2 separate regions of the Homo sapiens genome follow, and region 1 is linked to region 2. A link is an interaction called in ENCODE POLR2A ChIA-PET data of the cell type or tissue named here. Cell type or tissue: Panc1. All regions are shown on one strand. Each heading gives the region's core, and the rest is flanking DNA. Links, peaks and the distances in the headings are about the cores only. Region 1 has its middle 17 kb from the start of SNORA10B. Region 2 has its middle 140 kb from the start of CAPN13.

Evidence for each region. ChIA-PET counts read pairs that join two places held together with the same protein. Peaks named below come from ENCODE experiments on the same cell type or tissue, not always from the same donor. Only the 100,000 strongest peaks of a DNase experiment are listed, where the experiment ranks them.
Region 1: POLR2A ChIA-PET joins it to region 2 with 11 read pairs; 4 of 35 experiments call an interaction of 5 or more read pairs at or near these places.

What each region holds. Positions count from the first base shown.
Region 1 is chr2:30,165,466-30,175,229 of GRCh38, reverse strand. No RefSeq gene overlaps it. Among named protein-coding and RNA genes, the nearest start is that of SNORA10B, 17 kb to the left of the region's middle. In Panc1, for the core only: CTCF peaks have their summits at 3,027 and 3,232; no DNase peak of the experiment used is centred there.
Region 2 is chr2:30,661,600-30,671,363 of GRCh38, reverse strand. No RefSeq gene overlaps it. Among named protein-coding and RNA genes, the nearest start is that of CAPN13, 140 kb to the left of the region's middle. In Panc1, for the core only: no CTCF peak of the experiment used is centred there; DNase peaks (open chromatin) are centred at 4,673 and 4,948.

The sequences.
Region 1 (9,764 bases), core at 1,131-9,130, 500 kb after region 2:
TAATCATAGGTTTCCCATTTAAAAAATAGGATTAACAATACCTACCAAACAAAAGGGTTATGGTGAGGATAGGACTGGCTCTATACTTTGCAGGTGCAGTGTAAAGTGAAAATGCAGGATCCTTTGCTCAAAAAGTATTACAAATGTCAGGAGAACAACAGCAGAACACTAAACCAAGCACAGGGCCCTTCTGAGTGCGCAGCCATGTGCAGCAGCAAGGTCATGTATGTCTTCAAGACGATGGTGAGGATTACATTACATGTCTCATCCCCCTTGGGAAAGTGCATCCCCCTTGGGAAGCGCCTGAAGAATGGCAACTATTTGTGTTTTGGCCACCTTACTTTTACTTTGGCTCAGTGGGCCACCTTACTTTGCCACCTGAAATCTAAGAAAAAAGTTATTGTTTTAAAAGATAGGCACAGGTCAAGCTTTACAGAGCAGGTTTTTAGATATCAAGGGCTCAACAGATTCAGAGCAGAGTGGGTCATAGGACCCAGGAGGGGGCCCAGGCCCAAGGCTGATGTACCCCCAATATCCTTTTTCTTCAGTTGTATGTCAATTTTTGAAAGAGAAATAGAGAACGCAGGATTCTGTTTCCTAGCGAAGGTCTTGAAACCATGAAGTTAATCTCATTGGGCTTTGCACTACATTGAATTAAACTCCTAATTCTAATTTCACCAAATAGGGTTACCGAAAGAACAGGAAGTTATGCTTGATAACTGAGTTCCACTGTCCAGAGGGAGTTAAGAGGGAACAGAAAATCAATTTTGTGACTGCTGAGAAGCGGGTAAAGCTATTCCAATATGCTGGGGGGAGGTTGTTTCTTTGTAATGAGGCAAACACATTTCTGACAAGAAATTTTTCATGTGGAGGCAGGCCATAATGTTCTTCTAAATATGTTTTTGGGGCCAGGTGCTGTGTCTCACGCCTGTAATACCAGCATTTTGGGAAGACCGAGGTGGGAGGATTGTTTGAGCCCAGGAGTTTGATGCCAGCCTAGGCAACGTAGTGAGACCCTGTCTCTACCAAAAAAAAAAAATTAGCCAGGCATGGTGGCACGTGTCTGTGGTTCCAGCTACTTGAGAGGCTGAGGTGGAAGGATTGCCTGAGCCCAGGAGGTGGAGGCTGCAGTGGGCCGTGATTGTGTCACCACACTCCAGCCTAGGCAACAGAGAGAGATCTTGCCTCAAAAAAAAAAAAAAAAAGAACAAAATGTTTGGGGGCATTCTCTCCATCGTGGGCTGATAGAGGCTCTGCTGATTTTCTTTGTTCTTATGTACTCCAGGAAAGAGCCCCTGACAAGACTAGGGATTGGAAAGGTGAATGTACCTGGGATTGAAGAATTCTTCCATCTTGCATAGGTATTCCAAAGAGCTCCTTTTTGGGTGACTTTTCCTAAAAATGCATAAATGTGCAGCTTCTCCCCAAAGCCTACCACTTAGACTCTCATAGTTCTCCACTTTCTTCCCTGGGCCAGAAGGGACCACCCCAGCTTCTTGATGGCTGTAGAGCACCCTTCATTTTGCACATGGCTGTGTTTTCTATGTAAATAGTGACTTAGTCTTCTGGAGGGTCCTGCACAGCCTTTAGCATCGTGCCTTAGACGTAGTTGGCACTCAATCATGATTTGTTGAATGAATATATTCCTATGGCACTGTTTCTTTTATCTACTTAGTTTTAGCATGCCCTACAGACCATAAGCCCCTTGAAGCATTCACTTATAAAAATATTTATTGAGCACCTGCTATGCAGGTAACAGGCAAATTCTGAAAACAAAAGGAATGAATGTGGATTAACCCTATCAAATACTAAAGCATATGCTATTCTACAATTATTAAATTCTGGCTATATATGTAATTCCAATGATTATAAATAATGTGCTGTAATATAAAGACATTAAAAGTAATTTATAATGTTACTTATATGCATGTATTACAATGTGTAGATGCTTAAACACACCACATTATGAGAAAAAAATGCCTCTGTTGCATTTCCACAAGTCCCCTCAGGGAGGTGGGTGGTCCTGCTTCCTATCCAGTCTATGGGAAGGGGGAGTAGGTGCCAGGGATCATTCCTGGGGCTGGGGCTTCTCAAAGTACCTTAACTTTTACCCTCTCACCCCTTGTGATGACCTCTCACCTCCAGCCCCATACACCAACAAGGAATAAGGTGAAGCATCCAGGATATGTCCAACTCTTTCCTCCCTCCCCTGCAAAGTGCTGCCTTTACTGGGCCAGGGAGATGTAGCAGAAGGACCTGGAAGGCCCTGATACCCTGGGTCTCAGGCTCTGGGGAGATGCAAGCCATAAGGGCTGTCTGTTCTTTCTGGAGGGCACAGGAAGAAAGCAGGGGGGTTTTCTCAGCTGTTTCACTCATCTCTCCCCTCTCCTGGAAGGAAGTAGGCCCTGCACTCTCCAGCCCTGACTCCAGCTGGCTGTGTGGCCCTCTTTGGGGCTGGCTGGCTGGTCCTTAGGTATGGTCCCTGATGATCTAAACTGGTGATTAGAGTGGATTCACAGCACTTCTAAGGTTGCGGCAGATCCAGTTGAGGCTGGGTTTGATCCCTACTTGGGTTTGCAAATGGGCATTGGGGAGGGATGGTGATGTCAGAGTCTGACGGGGGGCCCCAAATCCTCAGTCATCAGATGCTTCTGCCCTCCTGCAGCCAGAGACTCACATGCTTGTTATGAAGCAACCACAAGAGTGGTTACTGACAGCGTCAGGGGCTGGGGTTGACACAGGACAGCAGAAGGAGCAAGACCTGTCACTTGGGTCAGGTACTCTGCCCCTTTCTTCTCAAGGGCAGAGGAGTTACTCGGAAGAGTTACAGGTGCCCTTCCCCAAGTGATGCCACTGGCCATGGCACCCTTCTTGGGGTCTTTGCTCAAGTCCAAGAACAGGAGTTCTTTGGCCACTGGGGAGTTGTATTCAAGCCCATGAAGCAAGTCTCAGAATCATTCTCTGGGTTTCCTCGTACAGGGCAGGAGCCTGCTCTGAGCTGGTTCTTGGGACTGAGCATTCCCCTGGGGCCACCAGCAGCTCACTGATGGAGCAGGGGCCTGGGGTGGCTGGCCTCTTCTTTACTGGTCTGGCATCTCCTCTGGCCTAAGCTGGGTGTGCTCACTGCTTTAGTGAGGAAAATGCCAACACATTTAGACCAGAACGTGGTCCAATGACTCTCCCTGCTGACCACGTGCTGGACTGCATGGATTTGCAGAAGGAAATGCCAATCTGTTTTCTCTCACTTGGAAGGGAGAGGGGGCTATTTTTTTTTTTTTTTTTTTTTTTTGAGATGGAGTCTCACTCACTCTGTCGCCCAGCTGGAGTGCAGTGGCGCTTGGCTCACTGCAAGCTCCGCCTCCCAGGTTCATGCCATTCTCCTGCCTCACCCTCCCGAGTAGCTGGGACTACAGGCACCCACCACCACGCCTGGCTAATTTTTTGTATTTTTAGTAGAGACGGGGTTTCACCATGTTGGCCATGATGGTCTCAATCTCCTGACCTCGTGATCCGCCTGCCTCGGCCTCCCAGAGTGCTGGGATTACAGGTGTGAGCCACCGCACCTGGCCGACTTTTTTTTTTAAAGCATTGTATTTGTTAATTTTTGCTTCATAACAAATGAGTGGCTTAAAACAATAAAAATTGATCATGCACAGTTTCTATGGGTCAGGAATTTGGTGGTTACTATGGTCTGAATGTTTACATCCTCCCTAAATTCCCATGTTGAAACAGAATCCCCAGTGTAATGGTATTACGAGGTGAGGCCTTTGAGAGGTGGTTAGGTCATGAGAGTGGAGCCCTTGTGAATGGGATTAGTGCCTTTATAAGGGGTGGAAGAGACCAGAATTTTTCCCATCCACCGTATGAGGACACAGCAAGAAGGCACCATCTGTAAGGAGGCAGGCCCTCACCAGACACTGAATCTGCTGGGGCCCTGGACTTCCCAGCCTTCAGGACTGTGAGAAATAAATGCTTTTTAGTTATAAGCCACCCAATTTATGTGTTTTGTTATAAGATCCCCCAATGGACTCAGACAATTTGGCTGGCCAGTTCTGGCTCTGGGTCTCCCATGAGGCTGCCATCGTACATCAGCCAGGGCTGCAGTCATCTCAAGGCCTGACTGGGGGCATCTTGGAGGCTGGATACCACAAGTACCTACCATGAGCTAGGTGGTGTACAAGTAATATATAGCAACAACAATCATAATGTACAATTGGAAGTTATTTCATGTTTACTATGTGTCCAGATGTTAAGTACTTTCCCTGAGTTACCTCCTTTATCTTCATAAAAACCCTACAAATTTGGTCTGGTTATCATCTCATTGAAGAGGTTAGAAAACTGGGGCTTAGAGGCCAGGCCTGGTGGCTCATGCCTGTAATCCCAGCACTTTGGTAGGCCGAGGTGGACGGATCATGAGGTCAGAAGATCGAGACCATCCTGGCCAACATGGTGAAACCCCGTCTCTACTAAAATTAAAAAAAAAAAAATTATCCGGGCGTGGTTGCACGTGCCTGTAATCCCAGCTACTTGGGAGGCTGAGGCAGGAGAGTCGCTTGAACCCAGGAGGCAGAGGTTGCAGTGAGCCGAGATCGCGCCACTGAACTCCGGCCTGGCGACAGAGCAAGACTCCATCTCAGAAAAAAAAAAAAAGAAAAACGAAAGAAAACTGAGGCTTAGAGAGGTTGGGTACTGCGGTCACACAGCTAGTAAGAGGTTGGGTCAGCATTCACACTCATAAGACTGTGCACTGTGTTCACCGTGCTTGAATGCCTCCCTAGGCATTTAGGATTAACAATCCAGGAGGTGTGCACAGATGAGGAAATTGAAGTTCAGGGAGGTCAAAAACGTGGTCGAGGTCACAGAATCAGTAAATGGCAGAGCCAGGATTTAAACAGAGGCCTGACTCCAGAGCTCATGCTCTGTCCTCTCCATCACATTGCTCCAGAACAGAGGAGACAGACACAGAAAGGAGAGAGTGCAAAAGAGCCAGGTAGCCAGTCCTTGTAGCACCTCCTGCTTGTTAGAAAAGGCATCCCCTTCAGGGTGGCTAGGTGCTTGGCTTGGCGAGCTCAATCCACACTCTCCTCCTTGGCCAGGCACTCCTGGTCGGGGCAAAATCTGAGTGTGACAGCCCTGGGGAAGGTGACAGGAGATGAATGGGAAAGAAGTAGCCGTAAGCAAAGGAGGATGCTTGCAGAAGAAAGACGAGAGAAAATAAACAGAAATAAAAGAGAAGGGAGAAAGAAAAATAAATTACCAGATGAGGAAAGAAGGGAAAAGAAAGGACAAAAAAACAACAACAGAAGGCCGGGTGTGGTGGCTCATGCCTGTAATCCCAGCACTTTGGGAGGAGGCCAAGGCTGGAGGATCACTTGAGCCCAGGAGTTCGAGACCAGCCTAGTCAACATAGGGAGACCCTATCTCTGCAAAAGTTTAAAAAAGAAAACAAAAAGAAAGAAAGAAAAATAAAAAAACAGAGCGAGCACATGGGGTCTGATTGGCCCTCCCAGGTGTAGGCTTGGGACCTTCTCCATATGTGGCAAGGGAGCCCACCAGGTTGGGGGAGCAGGAAACCCAGTGGAGAGCTTGAAGCCTCCTCTGACTCCAGCTCGCATATTCTTCCCCATGCCCTTGCCTTTCTGGGTCACTAGTCTGGGGAATTAGGGAGAAGAAAAGACACTCCAGCATGTATCTGGCCAGAAGAAAAATGTAGCTTCAGAGAAAATGCGGTGGCAGCAAGGTGAGTTGCCTCCTGGATAACACAGGGAAACCCAATTCAGAGGATAATTGCTAGAGTATCAGAGAGCTGATTAATTGATTAAATAGAAGACAAAATCGGCTGGGTTAGGTGGCTCACGCCTGTAATCTCAGTGCTTTGAGAGGCCAAGGCAGGAGGATCACTTGAGTCCAGGATTTCAAGACCAGCCTGGGCAACATAGAGAGACCCGTATCTCTACAAAAAAATTAAAAAGGAGACAAAATAGGAAAGCATGATTAATGGCTTCACCACTGTGCTTCTCTTTGCAGTTTGGTTCCCAAAGCAAATGGCTTCATTGGCAGGGTTAACGTTGATTATCACTGGCCACTGATGAATCAATGTCTGTTTGCCCTTGTGTATAAATTAGTCAATTCTCACTTTTCCCATGAGGGTATTGAGTGAGAGAAACCATCTGGAGGAGCTGCTAATTTGAAGTAAGTATAAAGAGTTATGAGACTTGGAGGCAGGAAGACCTGGATTTGAGTCCTAGTTCTGCCAGCAGCTAAAGATCAGGAACACCACAGCCACCCCATGGCTTCCAGTGGTCTCATGATCAGCTTTCAGTGGGCTGCTGCTCCTGAAAGCTGACCAGCCTCCTAGAGGCCAGTCTCTAGCAGGAGGGTTGAGCAGAAAAATCATTTTTTTCCTGCCTCCTGCCTTTCCCTGTTCCAGTAAGGTCTCACAATTGCCAACTGGCTTTCTAAAAAATATATTTGACCATTTCACTCTTCTACGTATAATCCTTCTATGGCTTCCATCACCGACAGCAGCAAATTCAAATTCCTGAGCATGGCAGGTCAGGCCCTTTGCAGTGTGCCCCCTCACTACCTTGTTAGTTTTGTCTTCTATCAGTTCCTGTGTACCTTGTTACTCTGGGCTTTTTCTTATGCTGTTAGCTCTTACTGAAACCACTTCTCCTTCTGCTTGCTTGGCACTCTGTTTCACCCTTCAGCTTCATCATCCATGTATCCATCCATCCATCCATCCATCCATCCATCCATCAGCCATCTAATTATCCACTCATCCAACCACCCACAAAACTCATCCTGCACTTATTTTAAAACTCTGTTTCAGTGCTTACCAAGCTTGTCTGCACACTGGAATCACCTGGTGAGGTTTGAAAAATGCTGATGGCGTGTTCCACCTTCAAAGATTGTGACTTAATTAGCCTGAAGTGGCCTGGCTTTGGAATTTTTTAAAGATACCTAGGTGAATCTAATGTGTAGACAAGTATTGAAGCTCTTGAAGACTTAGAGATAAAAGTTGGTTGAGACTAGAAATTTAGCATAGAAGGAGAAGTAGACCAGTAAATAATTGTACAACCATGTACACAAGTGCTATGAAAGGGGTAAGCCAGAGTTTCTCAGGAAGGGACACTGATGGGCATGAGAGATGGGTGGCCGGAGGAGTTGAGTCTTCGAGGACAAGTAGGAGAATTCCAGGGAAAGCAGGAAGTAGACATCCGAGTCAGAAGAAAGACCGAATGCAGCAGAGCAAGCTGGAGAGAGCGTGCCACTTTCGGGATGAACGAGGACTTGGCGTGACTGAAGCTTTGAGGGCAACGAACCTATGGAGGCAGATGGGGCCTCACAGGGCAGGGAGGGAAAAGCCAGTGAAGGCAGGTGTCATGGCTGTGACTGGTCCAACTATGCAGCTGTGAGGTAGGGGAGGTAAGGCAGTTGGTGGACTAGGAAGGAAGATGGTAGCAACTGGTGGTTAGGCCTTCCCTTCTCCAGAGAAGCCGTCCTCACATTTTCTCCACCCACATGCTCCTCCTCACGACAGAGATCCTGTGCATCTTTGTTCTTCTGGCCCACAGCTCTGTGCCTGGGAGAGCATAAATGCTCATGCCTCATCTCGCATGGTGAGGTAGGAAAAGCACAGGACAAAGAGCTTCAAAGGCAGACCAACTAGACTTAAGATCAATTCCATTCCTTTAAAATAGTGTGCTGTTGGATGAGTCAGCCATATGCTCTGAACTCGGTTTTCTCTATAAGAAAATGGAGATGATGCCAAGCTCATAAGCTTATTTTGAGGATTAGAAAAAGAGGTATGTCGGTGGTTCTGAAAGTGTGCTCTCTGGACTGGCAGCACCAGCATCATCTACTAGTTAGAAATGCAGGTTCTCAGGCCCCACCCAGCCCTGAGGAATCAGAATCTCTGGGAGTGCAGCCAGCAGGCTGTTCTAACACACCTTGTGGGTGAGGCTTATGCATGCTCAAATTGGAGAAACACTGATATATGTCAACTACTTCATCCTTGCTTGCTTTTCTAGAAGCCTAGCTACTCTTGAAAAGTGGAAAGAAACAACTGGCACCTCGCTCTGGGATCTGTACCAGTCCCTCCTTTTGTTTTCCTTCCCAAGTCTGGTTATGGCAGATGTGGGGCTTAGATGGTCAGGCTTGGAAATCAGGCATCTAAAAGGGAGTTCCACATCAGCTGTCTGTGCGCACACACACGCTTGACCTCTAAGTAAAACTGTGTGACCTTAACCTCTGAGCATCCATTTTCATCTATAAATGGGAGTGATGATAGTTATGGGCCAGTCATTGGTCTAAGCACTTTACATCTATTATCTCATTTTAGCCTCACAACAACCCTATGAAGGTAGTACTATTATTAACCCTGTTTTAGAGATGAGGGAACAGAGGTACAGAAAGGTGAAGAAACTTGCCTCAGGGCGTAGTGATCATGTGTGAAAGCTGGGATTCACGCACAGGCACTCCGGTTACAGGGTCCCCACTCTTTGCCAGTTTGCCTCACCAGGTTTTGAAAATATTACTACATTTGTAAGACGTTTAGCATACTCTGCTGTGCTTTGTTAAGGTGAAATGTCTCACCCTGGGTAGTCATGTCTCTGCTCCTCACAATGAGAACTTGGCTTAGTCACTTCACTTCTCCTGGCCTTAGGTTCCAAATGTTTAAAATGGGAGGTTAGACTAAATTAAAGAATATAAACTGAAGCCCCTAAGGCCCAAAGAATAAACTGTATTTGGCTAGAATTTTCTCTTAAATTGAAAGTGACCATCTTTAAGGGGTACATGCTCTTCCCTGCTCACCCCGTTAGCCCTGATTTCAGCTGTCTACCATAGGCCCACTTCTTGAGTGACCTGGCACCTGGAGGCATTTAAGTTGGAGATCACTGACACTGATCACAACCAATGGCTAAACCTGAGGTCCTACGGATTTACTATTCTTTGAATTTCACCTCCCTTCCTCCCTGCAATCCATCGTCATGCTTTACCTGGGATGTTTCTTGTGCAAAGGCAGCTCTGAGCCTTGACTCCTTGCCTCTCACTGTTACAGAAGCCCTCTGCTTGGCCTGGCTGCCAGAGGTGTCAGTGTTCCTATTGGCGTATGCCCCAAAATTGCTGATTTATATTTGTTTCTGCAAGGGAGACAGATAAAGCTTGTTTTAGGGTGTATAGTTAAGCCAATTTCAGAATCTCTTACACATGGAAATAGATTTATTTTCACTTAATCTGAAAGGCTTCCTTGTTTCTAATGCAGACATTAAGCAATTGCTGGAAGAGGAAAGACCTTTTATTCTGCTTCATGAGTTCATGCACCCCTACGCTGAATACCTTTCATTTCCTGCAGCAGGAATGCATTCAGTAATTTTACTGGCTTTGCAAATATCCTTCATCTGGCCGCTGGGAAACAGGTGCCAGGTGTTGTTCTATTACTATACTGCCTGACACACATAACAGGCACTCAAGCACTGCTGAATGGAGAAATGAACGGGAAAATTCTTTGCAGCAACTGGAGCCTACACTACCGGTTAAGTAACACTGAACCTCATTCAAGTTATTGTAATATATATCATTTTTAGAATTCCATACAGCTTATAAAGTCCTCACACATGTTCTCTAGAAATTATTTTTCATATTTTAAAGTCGAGGAAATGGAGCTTCCAGAGGTTAACTTCAAAGTCACACTGTGACATTTAATTTTCTGAGGCCTCAGGTTACCATTACCAAATTAAAAGCCAATATTAAAACATAGT
Region 2 (9,764 bases), core at 509-8,508:
TTCTCTGTCTATTTAATTTTGGATAATTTCCGTTACTGTCTTGAAGCCCTCACTCACAACTCTTTACCATGACCTTCGGTCAAGTACTTTTGAAACAGAATAGGGGAAGAAGATGACCTTTCTTAATGGCAATAGGTTTAAAACTTGGGTAATTCACTCCCACTGGAGGACAGGCACAAAACTCCAGCCACTTCCCAGACCCTTCTCTTTTACAAGGAAAAAGCCTTAAGATACTGGAAGGACAGGAAATCAAGGGCCCAGGCAAAAATCACTTTCCCTGGCTGAAGGTAAAAGGAAAGGCCATTTGACATGGGAGGAGGGGTTGGAAACTCTTCTGCTCCTTGTCTGCTACTGGTGAGTGGCAAGAAACCCACTCAGTCCCAGGATTCTGCACTGATAAAAAGCACAGGTCTGATATCACTGGAGTTGGGACCATAGTGAGGCAGGCAGCTCTCCCCTGTCTAAGATGCCCCACAGGCATGAGGCAAGGTATAGATGCCACAAAAGGGAGAAGCAAGAATAATGAGGGCCAGGTGCACGGAGCCTGCCTAAGACTAAGAGTAAATGAGAAAAATGGAGAACCCCACCTGCCCCCAGTATGAGCCTTGTGCTGAGTAATGAGCAATAACAGAAAAACATAGAGAGCTCCCCTCTGTGGTGGAGGCATGCAAGTCCCCCTGAAAGCTGAGCAGGAAGTAGAAACACTGATACAAGACAGCAGCAACCCACCACTGGAGGAATTTGAAGTATGTGTTGCCCTGAAGTAAGTTATTACAACTACAAAACTAAAACCCAGCACAGCTACTGATTTTAATTGACTCGACCCCCCACACTAACAGCCTGGCAGATGCAGAGGGATACCTACTTCCTGGCATAAACACAAGTTACCTCAATCTTTACTGTTATTCACACACAGTGTTTGGAACACAGTTTTTAAAACTACAAAGACACGCTCATACACACATTTACGAGACACACAAAAAAGCCAGAAAATAAACAACCTATTGTAAAGAGATAAAACAACTCACAGAACCAGACCCAGAGACAGCACGGATGCTGGAACTATCAGGGGCTTTAAAATAATTATGATTAGTTGGTGGAAAGGGGTCTAGTGGAAAAGGTGGACAACGTATGTGAACAAATGGAGAATTTCAGCAGAGGTAGAATTATAAAAGAGAATCAAATAGAAATGCCAAAAATAAAAAAAAAGATACAGAATTTCTTTGATGGCTTTTAAGCAGACTGTATGTAACAGAGGAAAGAAACAGTGAACTTAAAGATAGGTCAATCAATGGAAACTATCCAAATTGAAACACAAAGAGGCAAAAATGGAAACAATAAAATAACAATTGAGAAGAGCATCCAAAAGCTGTGGACAATATCCATATCAATGATCTAACACTGGGATCCCAGAAGAAAAAGAGAGCCAGGGCCAGGCGCAGTGGCTCATGCCTGTAATCCCAGCACTTTGGGAGGCCGAGGCAGGTGAATCACCTGAAGTCAGGAGTTCGAGTTCAGCCTGACCAACATGGTTAAACTCTGTCTCTGCTAAAACTACAAAAATTAGCTGAGTGTGGTGGTGGGTACCTGTAATCCCAGCTACTCAGGAGGCTGAGGCAGAAGAATTGCTTGAACCAGGCAGGCAGAGGTTGCAGTGCACTGAGATCGTGCCACTACACTCCAGCCTGGGCAACAGAGTGAGAATCCGGCTTCAAAAGAAAAAGAAAAAGAAAAAGAAAAAAAAGAAAAAAAGAGTGAAAAGAGAACTATTTGAATATACAATGTCTAAGAACTTTCCAAAATTAATTCAAAGCAACAAACCATAATTCCATGAATCTTAGCAAACCCCAACAAGAATAAATAAAAACAAAACAAAACTTAAGCTCATCATGGTCAAACCACTGAAACCCAAAGATAAAGATAAAACCTTGAAAACAACCAAAGAGGAGGGTAATCATGCAAACAGGAGAAAAGATTAGAATTATAGCAGATTTTTAATCTCTGCAAACCAGAGCTAGAAAAACATCTTTAAAGTGCTGGGGAGGGCAGGGGCAGGAAACCAAAAACCTGTCAGTTCATAATTTTATAGCCAGCAAAAATATCTTTTTAAAACAAAGGCAAAATAAATACTTTTTCAGGCAAAGAAACCTGAGAGAATTCATTACCCGCAGGTCTTCACTATAAAAACTTGTAAAGGAACTTTTGCAGACAGAAGGAATATATCAAATGGAAACTTAGATCTCCACAAAAAATGAAGATTGCTAGAACTGGTAAAAATGGGGATAAATAGAAAAGACGTTTTGTTCCTTTTAAAAGTCTCTTTACAACAGGTAAAATATATGACAAAAATAGCATAAAGAATGGGAGGGAGGAAATGGGATTACACTGTGCTGAGCTTCTTAAACTACATGTTTAATGGTATAATATTATTTGAAGCTGTTTATTGTGAACTCGAGAGCAGGACTATAAAAACGAAAGGAACAATGGAGATGTGAGTCACAAGTCAAAATATAAAAATCTGTTCTGACAATATATAGTTAATACAATTATTTTAAGTGAAGAAGAGGGGTAAAAAATATTGGAAACAAAGTAAGTTTTGCTAATTGCCTTCTCTGTAACATGTGATAATTAAAAAAACTGGTTAGGCAATAGAAGTATGTGCATATTTAACCTGGTGAAGATAAATGCAAAAAGATAATTTCATTAACCAGGAGAGCATGGTAGAGGAAAGGGAAAAGGAAGCATGCTAGTTTTATTCTTGTTTATAGAAAAGAACTAATATATTCTGCCTAAGGAAAGCTAAGGCCATACATAAAGCTTTAATCTTAAAGGTAAATACTAGAAAAACAACAACAATTCACCTTCTTAACATGAGAAGAACCACACACACAAAAAAAAGGACAAAGGGAAAAAAGAATAAAAGAATAAATAAAAGAATAAAAGCCACAGGGTAAAAAACTAAAAGATAAGTAAAAATTAAAAGTAAAAACAAGAAACATGATATAAAATTATATGACAAGGCTAAGCATGGTGGCTCACACCTGTAATCTCAGCACTTTGGGAAGCTGAGGCAGGCAGGTTACTTGAGACCAGGAGTTCAAGACCAGCCTGGCCAGCATGGTGAAACCCTGTCTCTACTAAAAAAAAAAAAAAAAAAAAAAAAAAAAAAAAAAAATTAGCTAGGCATGGTGGGGCACACCTGTAATCCCAGCTACTTGGGAGGCTGAAGCAGGAGAATTGCTTGAATTTGGGAGGCAGAAGCTGTAGTGAGCTGAGATTGGGCCACTGCACTCCAGCCTGGGCAACAGTGAGACCCTGTCTCAAAAAAAAAAAATTATATGACAAAACCCTAAACAAATGTATTTGTCATATCTATAAATGTAAATGTGCTAAATTCACCTCTTAAGAAGATTTCAGATAGACTCATAGAGCAAAACCAAACTCTGTGCACCATGCAAAAGGCATACCTAAAACCAAATGATTCAGGAAGGCTGAAAATAAAAGAATGGGCAATGTCACACTAGGTAAATGCCAAGATGAAAAAAATCAAGATTCATGAAGTTAATGTAAGGAAAGGGAGGGTTCAGAAATCACTATACAAGACAAAGACACTTTATAATGCCAAGGGTTGTAATTTACAACTCAGATGTAAGAATTATGAACATGGCAGTCAACACAGTAGCAAATTTTATATAGTAAGAATTATGGAAAAAATCGGGAGAAATTGATAAACACACATAATAAGAGATTTAAATTTATGTCTCAGTCTAGGGCAGATCAAGAAAACAAACAAAAAGAAATAGGTCAAGTTATAGTCAACCTTAGTAAGATCACAGGGCAAGTACTGTATCCTAATAATAGAGAACACACCTTTTCAATGCCAAGTGAAGATAAACACTCATGAAAACCTTACATTAAGCCACAAAGAGAACCTCAATAAATAGTCTAGTCACAATAAATGTAATAAAATTAAAAATGAATAACAATATAATAAAAACATTCTTTTCATCTGAAAATTAATAAACTCCTTTCTAAATTAATAAACTCCTTACTCTTAGGGTAAAGGGGAAAATAGAAACAAATAGAATTAAGTGTGTGTATTAAAATAATAAAGTACACACGTTAAATCCAATGAGGATATAAATAAAGCAGTGCTCAGAGGAAAAATCAGTAAAAAAAAAAAATAATAAAACAGGTGAATAAGATTCAGTTCAGAAAGAGAAAAACAGCAGGAAGGAAAATATAAAAACAAAGTAATTAATTTGATAACAGAGAAACATAGTACCAATACATAAATCCAAAAGCTGGTCCTTTGAAAAGAGTAAATTGAGAAATGAAAAAGAAGATACAAATAACAAAGAAACAGGCGGAGTAAACATAGAAAGGAAAATTAAAATAATCATATGAAACCACTTTGCATGCTATTAAGTGAATATATCCTAAAACCTGATATAATGGAAGTCAATTTGGGCTGGTAAGAGAAAAAAATTAGATAAATTAAATTGAGCAGTGTATTTGAACAAATAATGATTCATGAATTAGGCAGTCCTCAGAACCAGGAGAGGTTCAGAGAGCTACACTTGGCAACGTGAGCAGGCAGTATTTACAGATAGAAAAAGGAAGTGACACACAGAACGCTTGACTGATTACAGCTGGGCATTTGCCTTATAAGGACATGATCTGATCAGTTGGTAGCCTGTGATTGGCTGAAGCTCAGCTGCTCTAACTGGCTGAAACTCAGCTATTTGTTACAGGAATATACTCTTAGTGAAGTTGCAGTTTGTTTACATACAAAGTTAAGTTGCAGTTTGCTATGTATGAACTCAAAGTAGGAAGGCAGCCTCAGGCCAAATTTAGTTCAATTTAACAGGGCTCAGAGGGGTTGCATGAGTAACTAGTAGAGCCAAGACTGTATCCCAGTCTTGTGACTCCCAAGTTAAAGTTTCTCAAGCACGTCCACTGTCTCCTGCCTGCAGCTTCCTTGGACAACGGCTGGGAGATCTGGATCCTGTCTAAGGTCTGCAGGAGGGGAAACTGGCAGAAAAGACTGGCTCTGGATTTGTAGAGCTTGTGAAAAAAACCATCCATCATTGGCATCAGGGACCAAGAGGCCTAGCTAGACAGAGTCCTCCCTCTTTTTGGAAGCCCCAGCCTGCCCATCAGGATCATCCAGCACACAGTGCACACCACCCCACAGCTTTCTGGCTCTACTGGACTCTGACTTCTCCCCTTACTCAGCCTGGACTGCATCTTTCATCTGTCTGGGGTCCTCAGGACAGCACTCACTTCTGCCACTTTCCCACCTCGTCCACTTCGAATAGCCAGATCCCAGCCAGCTGTAATGCAGGCCATGCCTCCTCAAGAAATTGATACAGCACCCAAGAGGTGAGGGGCAAACCAGCATCCCCAAACCCAAGTGTGGAGTCCACCCAACAGAGAGTGGGCTTGAAGAGAGCTGGAATGTGGATCAGCAGCCCATAAGGATGCAAAATCAAGGCCAGGCTGACAGACACAAAAGATACCCCCCATATTGGGTTCAGTGGAAGAGAGAGTTGTGGAACAATGCGATTAGTATAATCTACTCTGTAAACTTTTTTTGCTCATTGTAAAAGCAGGATGATGGGGGAGAGACAGGAACACATGAAGTGAAAATATATTTTCCTATCACCCAGGAATCCCCAGCCTCTGTTTCTAGGAGTCAAGCTCAATTTTCATGTCTGGTATATTCTTATTTTTCCAAAGTTATTCCATGTATGAAATAGCATGTAAATGTTTATAAATAGGTTACACATACACATACATTATATTAAAATTTAACACCAAATGGAGCCATTCATTAATGTGTTCATTCAGTCTTCCATTTTAAATGGATTCAATGCCAAAGATCCGACAATGAGCAAAACTAGAGCCAGTCCTTGCTCCCACACAGTCTAGTGTGGATACGACCATTAAATATCCACACAAAGGAAGGTATAATTAGAAACTGAGATCCAGTGAGGAAACACATGTGAAAGTCTCAACAGTGAAGCTTCCCACAGTGGCAGCCACAACTGTCATTGTTTAAGAGGCAGTTACCAGCAAGCTGGGCATCCCAGACCTGGCCATAGATGCATTCTCTTCAGGCCTCTACTCTGCTTCTGATTGAGAACCAGAGCTGTGACTCACTGCCCTCCACCATCTGCTGGAGGGGCTCAAATGACTCAGCCCCACCCCACCCCACCCCATCCCCCAGGAATGCTTCAGAGGAGCAAGAGACGAAATTATTCCGTGTGACTCAGGCCCAGCCTGGCCCACACCCTCTGCCCGTCTGTGCCTGAGAAGCAGTGGTGGCCATCGCCGTGCCCCTGAAGGACACATATTTTCAGGTAAAGAATGTGCTTAGGAAGATTGTCTTAGCCTGTTTGGGCTGCTACAACAAAAACGCCACAGACTGGGTGGCTTAAATGACACACATTTACTTCTTACAGTTTTGGAGTCTGGGAAGTCCAAGATCCAGGCAGATTCAGTGTTGGCTGAGGAACCACTTCCTGGCTCAGAGGTGGCCATCTCCTCGCTGTGTCCTCACATGGCTGAAGGGGTGAGGGGTTTCGCTGGTGTCTCCTTTATGAGAGGACTAATTCCATTCATGAAGGCTCCACCCCAACCTTATGACCTAATCACCTCCCACCTCTACATACCCTCACATTAGTGAATACCATGTTAGGATTTCTACATACAGATTTGGGGAGGAAACAACTCCAGAAAGGAATCCTCACAACACAAGCTGTGATGAATGTCTCAGGGTGGGAGCTGAGCTTGCCAGTGGAGCAGTGAGGAACCATGGCTCCCTTCCACCTCCTCCCTTAGCAGGGCCCTTCTGACCACACCTGTCCCCATGAATGTCATCTCTGCAGAGAATCACAAATCTGAGTCTCCAGTCTCTGCCCAGAACCTCAAACTGCACACGCCAGAGCAGGGCCAACCATCCCCTTCCAGAGCCTAGCACTGCCTCGCACATCTACCTCCTTGAATGACTCTACCTTCTGCTCTGAATCCTAATCTTGAAATCCTGGAGTTCACTTCAGCTCCTTCTCCCTCTTCTTCACTCTCCTCACCTAATCCATGATCAAAGCCAGTCACACTTCTGAATTTCTTCCCAATCTGCCCTTTCCTTGCTTCCCCTGCTTTGGCCTTCTGGATATCTCGTTTTCCACAAGGACTCTTTCAAGAACACCTCACTGGCCTTACTGACTCCAAGCTACAGACTTCTCACTGTGCTCAAAATATTTTCCTAAACACAATGAGGCAGGAATTTCCCACCATCCATTGGCATCGCTGGCATCTCCTCAGGGTCTACAGTAGAGACCACAAACTCCATGAAGGGCAGGTAGATGACCAAAGGGTTGCAGGCCAGGTTGAGTTGATAAAAGGGCCACCACAGGGAATGGGGAGGACTGGGGCAGATTGGAGGATGCTTGTCCTGCTTAGGAGCAGCCACCGCCCAGCTATAGCTAAGTATAGCTGCAAGAGAATGGAGACCCCAAATTGCCAGACCTTTTAGACTTTCACAAGATGCAAGAACCCAACTTTGTCTATGAAATCTCTTTATTTATAAAAGTTGGTAACTAATTCACATGTAAAATACTCTCAATAATTTCCTTATTCCTGCCATTTTGGGCCCTCCCTGGTCTGGGTTTACGTACATTTCCAGCACCATCCTCCCTGCTTATGGCCAAAACCATGCCACGCTCCAGGACACTAGGCTCTTTGCCATTCCCAGGACATGGCTTGCCTGGCACATTCCATCCCCTTCCTTGCAGATGCTGTTCCCTGTACTGCACTGTGCTATCCCTTCCATGCCTATCCAAATCCTACCCACCTATGAAGGGTCACCTCACTTCCACCTCCTTCAAGGACCTGTCCCATAGGCCTGAGACCAATGACTCCATTCCGCTCCACTTTGTGCTTCCCCTGCATGTTGTACCCCTGCCCCAGTGCAAGACACAATCTGACCTGTTTATCATCAGCTGTGCATGCACCCATCACCCACACGGTTGGAAACAAGAGTGCAGACATTGTGTCTTAGTCACAAAGCCTGCACACAGTAGGTGAACTAGAGACATTTCAGGAATGCTGCTAAGTAGAATTTAGGAAAGGGGACTGATGCCACAACAGAGCATGGACTTGGGAATTTGGGGTGTCCATGTCTTTGCACAAGTAGGGTCTTGTCCGCCTGAACTTCCTGATCTGCACACCCAACGTCCCTGAAGCCTCCAGCCCCTCTCCCACCCCAGCTTGTGTGAGGTGGAGCCCAGCACTCTGAGGAAGTTCTGAGTCACTGTCTGAGCCTCGGCCTAATGCACTTTGCAGGCTTTGTCGTTAGTAACCTGGCCGACTCCTTGCTTTGCAGTTCCCCCCGGTTTATGGCTAAAACCATCTGTGTGAAAGTGGGCCTTGCCAAAGTGTTTGCAGCTACTCCCTATTCCTCCTCCTGCACCTGAAGCCCTGGTCCCCTTCCGGCTGTTTATGACTGTTTGCTGTGGAAACGGCTGGATTCATAGCCCAGGAGGGAGCAGGTGCAGAGGCACCGGGAGAGCAAATGAGTTCACTCAAGTCAATGTGCCTGCTTCTCATTCTGACCCTGAGGAGCAGGGAATGCAGGCCAGACCAGTAAAGGGAGGACTTGGAGCAGGATGAAATGCAGGCTGCTTTTCCCGGAGATGTGAGCTGGATGTGAAATGGCCTCCAGATGTGGGCTGAGAGGTCCCCTAAAGTTTGAAGTTGAGCTTTTAACAGTCTCCCTATGGGGAACCAGAAAAGCCCTCAAGCTGAGGAAGCTTTGTTTGTTTCATTGCACACAGTCCTGGTCTCACGGTTCCTACCACTGTGTGCAGCTGCTGGGCCTGCGTTCCTGAACACCCACATGGGCCTTGACCATTTGGTCATCCAGGAGGACACAGAGCCATCCCACCTGGTCAACTTGCTGCGGGGACAGGAGCTTTCACCCCTGTGTTTGGTTAACATTTAGATGAGAAGGATTATTGTAAGGACCAAGTGAGAGGGTTTGCTGGGCAGTGGGGAACACTACACAAATGCAAACAATCAACTCACTGATTATTGGTGGTAGTGTTAATAGGCCAAGGAGTTGTCTGGAAGAGGCAGACACAACTTACTAAGGGACCAGCCCCTGCTAGGTGATGCTTTTGTTCCAAGTCTTTGTTCAGATCTTTCATTCAACAAGCTATTTTTAAGCTCCTACTATGTGCAGTGCATGGTACTGAGCTCTGCAGGAGAAAAAAGTGCAAGTTAGGAGTCCTGTTCATAAGACCCTTAAAACCTGCTAGCAGAGATAAAGCAAGTGCTACGCTAATGAGAAAGGAGCTAGGAAGGGAGGGAGCACTGGTTAGTGTGAGAAGAACACCCATGGGGACAGCAGACAGGAGCTTGGAGTCTCCTGTGCAGCTACTGGGGAGGGGTGTTGGCGAGCAGAGTGCAGAATGGGAGCAGTGGAGATGGTGGAAGGTGGAGGGGCAGCTTGAGTCCATGAGAAAGGTCCAGGAAAGCTGCCTTTTCAAACACCTCGCCACTAGCTTTGTGTCTTTAGCAGTAAGTGAGACTCCTTTTGTGGGATTCCCTGAATAGTCAGAGATAGCATTTGGCAGCCAGTGAAAGAGCTGACTGATGAAATGGAGATCTCTTACTTTTGGGCCAAGAGTCTGTTTTGTTGCTGGCATGGAGTCACAGCCCAATCATGGACAGATGAGAAGGCTCATCCCCTCGGCACC